2 separate regions of the Homo sapiens genome follow, and region 1 is linked to region 2. A link is an interaction called in ENCODE POLR2A ChIA-PET data of the cell type or tissue named here. Cell type or tissue: OCI-LY7. All regions are shown on one strand.

Evidence for each region. ChIA-PET counts read pairs that join two places held together with the same protein. Peaks named below come from ENCODE experiments on the same cell type or tissue, not always from the same donor. Only the 100,000 strongest peaks of a DNase experiment are listed, where the experiment ranks them.
Region 1: POLR2A ChIA-PET joins it to region 2 with 5 read pairs; 1 of 35 experiments calls an interaction of 5 or more read pairs at or near these places.

What each region holds. Positions count from the first base shown.
Region 1 is chr9:68,670,205-68,675,204 of GRCh38, reverse strand. No RefSeq gene overlaps it. Among named protein-coding and RNA genes, the nearest start is that of PIP5K1B, 33 kb to the left of the region's middle. In OCI-LY7, no CTCF peak of the experiment used is centred here; a DNase peak (open chromatin) is centred at 2,814.
Region 2 is chr9:68,575,435-68,580,434 of GRCh38, reverse strand. All of the region lies in intron 2 of TMEM252-DT (TMEM252 divergent transcript), which reads right to left. Among named protein-coding and RNA genes, the nearest start is that of LINC01506, 31 kb to the right of the region's middle. In OCI-LY7, no CTCF peak of the experiment used is centred here; DNase peaks (open chromatin) are centred at 1,974 and 2,494; H3K4me3 peaks cover 1,797 bases; H3K27ac peaks cover 3,846 bases.

The DNA.
Region 1 (5,000 bases), 95 kb before region 2:
GCACTTAGAGCAGGAGTCAGCAAGCTATGGCCTGGGTGCCCAATCTAACCTACTCCCGATTTTTGTAAATGAATACAAAACTCATTTGGATGAATGAACATCTATTAGTATATAGCCACACCTATTTGTTTACATCTATAGCTGCTTTCATGCTTCAGCGGCACATTTGGGTACTTGTCTGCACACCTAAATTATGTACTTTCTGGTCTTTTAAACAATTTTGCTAATCCCTGACATAGAGGAAAGTGACCATGCCCAATCTAGCATCTGATACAATGAAAACACTCTGAAAATTCTTATGGAGGAAAGGGAGAAAAAAAAGAAGGAAGGAAGGAGGCTCAAGGAGATAAAATGAAATTACCCTCAAATCACATTTTGCACAATGAAATATTAGAACAGGATTCAAATCAGAATACACTCAGGACTGGCTATTTCCAGTAAGCAGGCAGGTGGAGGAGGAAGAATTAAAGGGATTGGAATAAAAGTGATTGTTCTAGTTCACTATTGCTGAGTTATCAACTACTCGGAAATGTAACAACCATTTTATTGTATCTCATGATTTTTGGGGTTAGACATTTGGTGGACAGGGTTTGATTGGGTGATCCTTCAGTCCCATGTAGTGTCAATGGAGATGACTTGGTGGTATTCAGCTGGCAGACAGGCTGGTTTTAAAGGTCCAGTTCAGCTGTACTATATGCCCGGTGCCTTGGTGGGTACGGTCGTAAGGCTGGGCTCAGCTGTGGCGTCTGGCTTCAGGATGGTCAGACTTCTTACATGAAGGTTCAGGGCTCCAGGAACAAGCAGTTCAACAAACAGGCAAAAGCTACATCACCTTTTTATGATCTAACTCCAGAAGTCACAAAAAGACACTTCCACCCTACTCTGCTGGTTGAAGTAGTCATGAGCCTGCTTAGATTCAAGGGGAGGGAACATAACCCCCAACTCTTAATGAGGAAAGATCAAATAATTTGTGGCCATGCTTAAACCACCCCAGGGGAAAGAAGATGGAATTGTTGGGGGCAAGTAACCAACATTTACTAAAGGTTTTAGTAGTTATTTCACTACAACCTTCTGAAAAAAGTATTATTCCCATTTGACAGCTTAAAAAATACATTTAAGATTAAATGACTTAATTAACTTACACAAAATGACTGAGCTGGTGAGTTACAGAGCTGTGATTTCAACTCAGGCATAACTCCAACTCTGGAACTTTTTCTATTATATCATGATGTCTGTCACAGAGAAATGAAGAAGAGTCAAGCATGGCAGACAGGGCAGTGATAAGGTTAAAAGGAAAAGCCCATGTCTTTGCCTTCCAGATCTTGGGAAATAATTGTTGGTGGCAGCAGGTGCCTGAGTGTCTTTCTGCAAAGACAGAATGCCCTGGTATAACAACAATAACAACACTTGCTGAAACCCCAGTCTGGAAAGTGCCAGACTGATCGCTTCTCCAATTCCTAGTCAGCTATGCCAGGCAGTCTCTGACCAGAGTCACCACACCTTTGACCACTCAAAAGGGTGATGCTGATAAACTACTCAACTATCTCCTATGCAGTAGGTGACTCTCACATCTTTGTCTTCAAACAGATCCTCTCACACGGGCAAGCTCCAGGCCCCAACTTCAAACTCCCTATAGGCCACATCCACTTCGATGTTCCCGAAGCTCAGACTCAACATGTCAGGACACACAGCATCATTTTCTCTTAGCACACTTCTGCTCCTCCTGCCCTCCTTGGTCTCCAGACCTGTGAATCCTCACCGATTGCTCCCTAACCTCCTCCTGAGGGGCAAGACAATATAGTCTGGTAGATTAGCACATGGGCTTTGGTACTGTGCTGCCTGGGTTTGAGTTCCTGTTGGCCTTAGTTATATGACTTCAGGCAAGTTATTCTATCTCGTTGAGTGTCTGTTTGAGATGATAGACTCTGAGATGGCAACAATAATAGTACCTCCTCAGAGCATTTTTAGAACTGAGCTAATATTTTGAAGTGTTTAAAATAGCTTGTGGCACATACTAGGCACGCAGTAAACATTAGCTATCATAATGCTCAATTAGTTTCCAAGTTCTAGTAGTTTTTTTTTTATATATTTAGGGTTGTTTTTCTTACTACCTTGACTATCTTAGCCCAACTCCTCATGACCTTATCCCCATGTAGTTGTGATTACTTTACAAGAGGGGAGACTCATGCCCTCACTTCTTCTCCATCAATCTGTGCTGCACATAGCTAGCTGAAAAATCTTCTCCATTTATTGGCTTCCTGTGTACTAGGCAATACACCAAGCATTTTAGAGATATTATCTATAACCTTTGCAACACCTCACTAAGCTGAGGACTCTATTATTCCTCCTATGACAGATAAGGACACTGGCCTCAGAGAAAATAACTTGTCCAAGGTCACACAGCTAGTAAGTGGCAGAGTCAAGATAAGAAACTTGTTGATGTTCTCTTATCACTCCATACTTCACTCTTCTATGACATCAGACTTCAATATTCAATATATCATCTCCCTGCTTAGGAACTTAAGTAAATAAATAAATAAGCAAATAAATCAATGACTTCAGGGAAGGAGAGCTAGAAACCTTCAAAAGTTTTTTATTATATATAGGATTTCATTTACCCTAATATTTAAGCACAGGACAATTTAGCCCCAAATTAATTTTCTAATTTAGGGCCTAATTTCTAACTGGGACTTCTCAGCCCAAACTCTCTATTCTAGTCTGTCTGACCTACTCATCACTCTACCACAGACCACAGTGCATTCCTGTCTCTGAGTCTTGGTGACATTCACCTAGCTGGATTGCTCTTCCCGCACTACTGCACATCCATCTAGCCAAATTATACCCAGGTCACACCTCAAACCCCACTTCCTCCATGGGCCAAAATAACAGATGCTGGTGAGGGTGTGTGGAAAAAAGAACTCTCATACATTGTTGATAGGAATGTAAATTAGTACAACCATTACAGAGAACCATATAGAGATTTCTCAAAAAAAAAAAAAAAAAAAAACCCTGAAAATAGAACTACCGTATGATTCAGCAATCCCACTACTGAGTATTTATGCAAAGGAAAAGAAATCAGTGTACCAAAGGGATACATGCACTCCCATGTTTATTCACAATAGCAAAGATATGGAATCAACTTGTATCCATCAGTGGATGAATGAATAAAGAAAATGTGGTTTATTTATGCAATGGAATACTATTTGTCCAAAAAAAGAATGAAATCATGTCATTTACAGCAACATAGATGGAACTGTAGGTCATTATATCAAGTTAAATAAGCCAGACACAGAAATAAATATTGCATGTACTCACTTATATGTGGGAGCTTAAAATATGGATCTCATGGAGGTGGAAAATCAAATGGTGGTGACAAGAGACTGGGAAGGATTTAGATGTGTAGATGAAGACAGATTGATTAATGGGTACAAACATACAGTTATACAGAAGGAATAAGCAGTAATATTCAATTGTAGAGTAAGGTGACTACAGTTAACAACAATGTATTGTAGCTAGAAGTGAGAACTTGAAATGTTCTCAACACATAGAAATGGTAAAGTTTATGGTGATGGATCTCCTAAACATCCTGAAGTAGAAGTACACATTCTACGCATGTGACACAATGTCACATGTACCCCATAAATATGTACAAAACCCAAACCAACAAACAAAAAAATAATCACAAAGGGCCTGAGATTTCATAATAGCTACTGGAAAGCTAACAATTTAGCCAGCCAAGTTTCATGGATGCTGGTAGAAGGCATAGAACTCCTGGGTCAGAGACAAAGGACAGTTTTTAACTCACAGCAATGGTAGTAGCCAGAGTAGCAGCATTTTTGGGCCAGTTCTTCAAGTCCTGATGCCCCTGGGGTAATGTGGAGAGGGTCAAGTGACACCAGCACACACAGTAAGCTGCACTATAAGGAGAGGAATAGAGAGAACTTAGGACAGCCTCATGTTTTATAATGGATGGTAAACACGCTTCCCTTTTACTATCTCTAAACTCCAATGCTTGATGCTTCCTAGAAAGACATTACCTCTCTCTCTCAATGTGTTTACTATACAAAAATCCTTGAAAAGTTAGCCAAGAACAAAGATAGTCCATGCCTCCGCTCACAAGATATATGGAAACAAGAATCCCATGAAGAATGGTCTTTTGACACTGACAACCCAGGCTACATTGATGTTGCCTTCCTCTGTGTTTCTAAAACAGTATTTGTCTAGCTTGAGTGATGTGCAAAGCACTTCTGAGAAAACAAATTCTCATAGGCCTCCTAGGGTTCTCTTAAGCACTTATATTGTAATGTTATTTAAGTACAAGTAAGCCTAGGTGTATTCTCATTGTGCTCGTAGCTCTTACATACTAGAAAAAAGGGCAAGGAGTATAAATGCAAACCAAAACAAGAAAAGCAATCAATTTCATATTTACAATATTAAATTATTTTTACAGAAATTATTGCTTGGCTAAAACTAAATTGTCGATGTAGGCTTTAGTACTAAAAAGAAAACAAGTCCATATCTACATTTACCCTGCTCTTGTTTTTTTATTTCAACAATATCAGTGTGAATAATGCCTATTTGCAAAATATTTTGTACAAAACAGTATTAATAACAATAAGCTTTTGTTTGCTAATTCAGGGTTATTATACCTTATAGTTAACCTAAGTTAAAAAGCAATTTTAAAATAAACAAAGAAAAAAAGAAAAAAGAAAACAAAACAAAAAAGCAATTCTAATGTTACACTGCTTTATAGACTCTGAAAAGTTACATTCTCTTAAAATTTCTTAGCTTTACTGAATTACCAAATGTGTACTAAATGTGTTTGTCTAATTTAGTTATTGGTGGCATCAGCATATCTGGGTTCTTTTTTTCCTTGCAGATGTCAAAAACAAATTTCTAGTTTTATTAAAGAGTTGATAAGAATATTGACAGAATCCTGTACATATCAGAAATAGAATTTTATGAATAATTTGATCTTCAGTCAAGTTTTCTTTCTATCG
Region 2 (5,000 bases):
TGTGCCACTGCACTCCAGCCTGGGTGACAGAGTGGGATCCTGTCTCAAAAAATAAAAAATTACAAAATAAAGAGATGCAAGAAAATATTCGTTATGGAAAGTGGCTCATGTGATTATGAAAGCTGAGAAGTCCATGATATGCCATCTGCAAATGAGAGACCCAGGACAGCCAGCGGTATAATTCGGCCTGAGTCCAAAGACCTGAGAAGCTGAGGGGCTGCTCATAGAAGTCTCTGAGGCTGAAGGCTTAAGAACCTGGAGCTCTGATGTCCAAGGGCAGGAGATGAATGTCCCTGTCTCCAGGAAGCATTTCCTCAGTAAATCATACCTTCACATTTCAAGAGTGTGAATTTTCCCTTCTCTCACCTTTTTGTTCTGTTTGGGCCCTGGATAGATTAGATGGTATTGCCCACATTGATGAGGGTAGGTCTTCTCTACTCAGTTTATGATTCAAATGCTAATCTCTTCCAGAAACAACACCATGACAGACAAACCCAGAAATAATGTTTACCAGCTATCTGGGCATCCCTTAGCCTAGTCAAGTTGACACATAAAACTAACCATCACACTGGGGTTAGGGCAATAGACCCTCTCATGCCTGAGACAGCAGGACTGAGTCTGTTGCCAGAGTCAGAACTTCTAAAGAAATGGAATACCCAGTGCATTACAAGTGTAATATGAGAGAGAGAAAAATGTCATCAGTAAGGTCATGAACCTAGCATGCAAGTGGACGAGAGAACCCCAGGCCTCACTAATAAGGAGGTGACCAAAGAGGAACTAGGACCCTGGAGGTCCTCAGGCAGCTTGAGAAGGTGATCATGGAAGAGGCAGGAAGAAGAGATCAATGTTAGATATCTCTGTGAGGAGCAGGCACATCGGCAGCAGTAATAAAGAGTCTACAAAATAATTTTTATGTCAGTAAATCTCCTGCATGATGACGAAGAGAAGGCATGGACATATAAATGAAAATTCAAAAACTCAGAATAACGTGATAGCTCTGTCCCCAGTCACTCATGAACAGAGAGATACTCATCACCTACTGGCCCAGGGGAAGGAGTAAACATTAAAAACAGAATCACCTTCATTCAGAGTGTTTAATTCAAATATGTAGGACTATTTGGTAGAAATTTTGTAAGTTTGCCTACATGAAGTGATAATGTTCAAATAATCCTTTTTTTTTTTTGAGATAGAGTCTCACTCTGTCGCCCAGGCTAGAGTACAGTGGTGCAATCTCAGCTCACCGCAACCTCCACCTCCTGGATTCAAGCGATTCTCCTGCGTTAGCCTCCCTAGTAGCTGGGATTACAGGCACCCACCACCACGCTTCGCTATTTTTTTTTTTTGTATTTTTAGTAGAGATGGAGTTTCACCATGTTGGTCAGGCTGGTCTCAAACTCCTGACCTCAGGTAATCCACCTGCCTCGGCCTCCCAAATTGCTGGGATTACAGGTATGAGCCACCGTGCCCAGTCAATACTTTTCTTTCTTATGTCTCTGTTAAAGGACCTTCAACATAGATGGTAATGTAGTAGAAATATATGTGAATACAAGGGATGATCGCATATCACTCCATTTATCCAGTCTAGACAATCAACTATTGGCAAACATTATTACAGAAATTATACCCTAAAATAATATCCTGGTATACAGACATTGTTATGAAAATCTTGTGTGTTTTGAAGTCTTAAAAACAAACAAGGAAACAAAAAGTAGTACATTCTGATTCTCAACTATGGGCCCAGGGTTGAGAATGGAATAAAGGCACTCTGGAAGGCTGAGATGCTGCAGTGTGTGATGTTCCAGAAGGGAGCCCGGGCCATTTCCTTTCTGCCATATTTGAATCCAGAAGGTCTGTATGCTTCATGTGTCCTTGCAGTGGACAGGTGCACATTGAATTAAAAGGATTAAGACCAGAACTCATCTAACCCTTGTCACACTCTTTAAAGGAAGCATAAATAGAAGCCCTGACCACAAACTTGAGCTGGTTTCTATGGTTTGAAAATGTACAGTTAATCCAGACTATTATTATTTCTGAGCTTCAACCACTAGTAGTAATATGCTATCACCAAGGGAAGTTTGACCTTTTTATAGCCCAACCTATAAGTGTGAAATAAAAGGAACTGAAAATGAACTCAACCCATTAACCACTTATTAGGCCCTATGGTTTGCCTTGCTCTGCGTTTGGGGAGAGTGTTATGGGGTCAGGGGCAGGGGATTAAAAACATGTGATGGAATCTCTGGTCCTAAGAAAATGAGTGTAAACATCTGTGGTAAAAAGGATGGATTAGTAGCGAATTAGAGCCATTCTGTGTGCTAAAAGTTTGAGGAACTTTCTAGAAAGAAATTTTGTACATATTCCAAAATATTGAACTGAGTAGGAAAGCCGCAAGCATTTGAGTCAATTCTCACCTTCTGATTTCTAAATGTGGATGAAGTCACCGCCTCTGACCTTGGGGAATATTTCCTGTTGCCAACAAAGCCTGCTTGGTGAAGCCTGCAGCAACGAGCCCTTTAGAGGCCCTGTGCAGACTCACCTCATTGCACCAACCAAAGGATCAAAGGACCCAAAGAGAAACTTCCTTGGAGTGGGCTCAGAGCTTCGCTCCTCCCCGTCCATCATCCCCTAGCACCATGGTCTAATTAATGTCCTTACAACAGACCCATCCTGTGACAGCTCCTCCTCCCTGGGAGTAGCCTGTCCTGTAAAGTGGACTCCAACCCCTGTCTAGCCAAAGTCTTCTACAGAAAGAATATAGTTGCAGGTGGAAACTCGGTGGGGGAGGAGTCACGATTTTAGGTAGATTACCTGCAGGTTTCTGCTGACTCCCTTAACCACCCTCTACCACCACTCAATCAGTATTCTTCTTTATGAGAGAAAAACAATTGGCTGTGCATACATTGTTCTCCGCAGACCCAGGGCTGCATAATAAAATACCTACAAGAGTCATACAAGAAACAGAAATTGCAAAAGCCTGATGACTATCAGACCTCCTGTAAAGGCATTCAACATCAGGGTTTGTTTGCCTTTTTTAAATTGCATTTGTTTGTTTGTTTGCTTGCTTTAACAGTGTGCTGGTCAAACAAAATACATCTCCAGTCTAAATGCTAACCACAGGCCACCAGTGTGTAACCTCTGAGGTAGACCATCCTTTCTCTTCAGTGAACAGGAATAATGACAAAAAAGAAAGAAGCTGTTTTACCATCTTTGTTTATGCTGATGGTTCTCTCTCAAAGGAAACCAGACATTTTGTCCAACTGTGTGTGTAACAGCACAATTAGAAAAGAAACGTTTCAAAACACAAGGTTTCTTCCTGCTGCTAATGCCAAAAACAAGGATCCAAAGAATCTAAAAATAACATCGATTTTTGAAAATATGTTTATTTGGTACTTCTTGATGATAGTCTCAGCCCCAATGAGAACAGTTGAAAAAGAAAGTCCCAAATGCCTCCACTGGTTTGCTGCAGAGCCCGAAAGCTGTTGGCATTCGCAGTTATTATTTTTAAATTTCTAAAAGCAGTATTAATTAAATAATCAGATATTGAATGCCTATGAGTTACTAGCTATGGGCATTTTACCCAGGATGTCTCTTGCCTGCAGGAATAGAACACTGACTGGTTGACTTAGTAGCAAGGGGTTGCTTACTTGATTGACCAACTGGCAACCTCCATTGTCTAGCAAAGACAGAGGTCTACGGGAAATGGGAGGTGAGTTTCATTGTCTGACAGTCTTCCATTAGGAGCAGCTCCATCTCCACTGTCTTTTTTTGACGGCACCTTCTGTTGGCAGGTGTGAAATCTTCACTTCTGACACTCTTAAAAAATAGAAGATTTTCTCCTTTAAATGATCCCAGTACATATGCATGGCTCTTAAAGAAGAGGATCTCAGGCAGGGATGCCACCCGCACATCCCTCAATAGGCATCTCACATGACACCAAACATTTGCAACTTTTTAAATAACTATCTGATTTTTTTTTTTTTTTTTTTTTGAGACAGAGTCTTGCTTTGTCACCCAGGCTGGAGTGCAGTGGCATGATCTTGGCTCACTGCAACCTCTGCCTCCCAGGTTCAAGCAATTCTCCTGCCTCAGCCTCCCAAGTAGCTGGGATTACAGGCACCTGCCACCACACCTGGCTAATTTTTTAAAAAATATTTTTAGTACAGATGGGGTTTCACCATGTTGGCCAGGGTAGTTTTGAACTCCTTACTTCAAGTGATCTGCCTGCCTCGGCCTCCCAAAGCGCTAGGATTACAGGCACGAGCCACTGTGCCTGGCCCTATCTGATTTTTTTAAAGCTTAATTCAGAGTATGCATTTTGCCATTTTCCTTAGAAGACTGTTTATGGCTGTGTAGCTTCTCCAATACCTACTGTGAACTCTGACTTCTGAAACTCCAAAATCGCCTTATGAAAAATCCTGTCCTTCCTGGTAGTGTGGGGTCAGGAGGAGGTGGTAATGGTTAATGGTTACACAAAGTAGTTTGAGAGAATGAATAATACCTAGTATTTTATAGCACAACGGGTACAAAAAATAGTGTGAAAGAATGAATAATACCTAGTATTTTATAGTCAAAATAGTTTAATTGTACATTTTAAAATAACTGAGAGAGAATCATTGGATTGTTTGCAACACAGAGGATAAACGCTTGAGTGGATGAGTATCTCATTTTCCATGATGTGAGTATGCATTGCATGCCGGTGTCCAAGTATTTCATACCCCATAAACATATACACCTGCTATGAACCCATAAAAATTAAAAATCCTTTCATTCTTGATTCTACTACCAGAAAATTAATACTTAACCAAGTTACTTGTCTTCTGCGTTAATTTCCTCACTATCTAAAAACACTTGATCCTACTTTCCAAACTAAGTATTACATGTGTATAAACACATATACTTACAGACAAACTCACCCAGGGCAATTTGTGGAAGTCCAATTAGTGAGTAAATTGTAACTATAGACTCGAAACTCTTTGATCGAAAACCCAAGTCATTCAAATGAC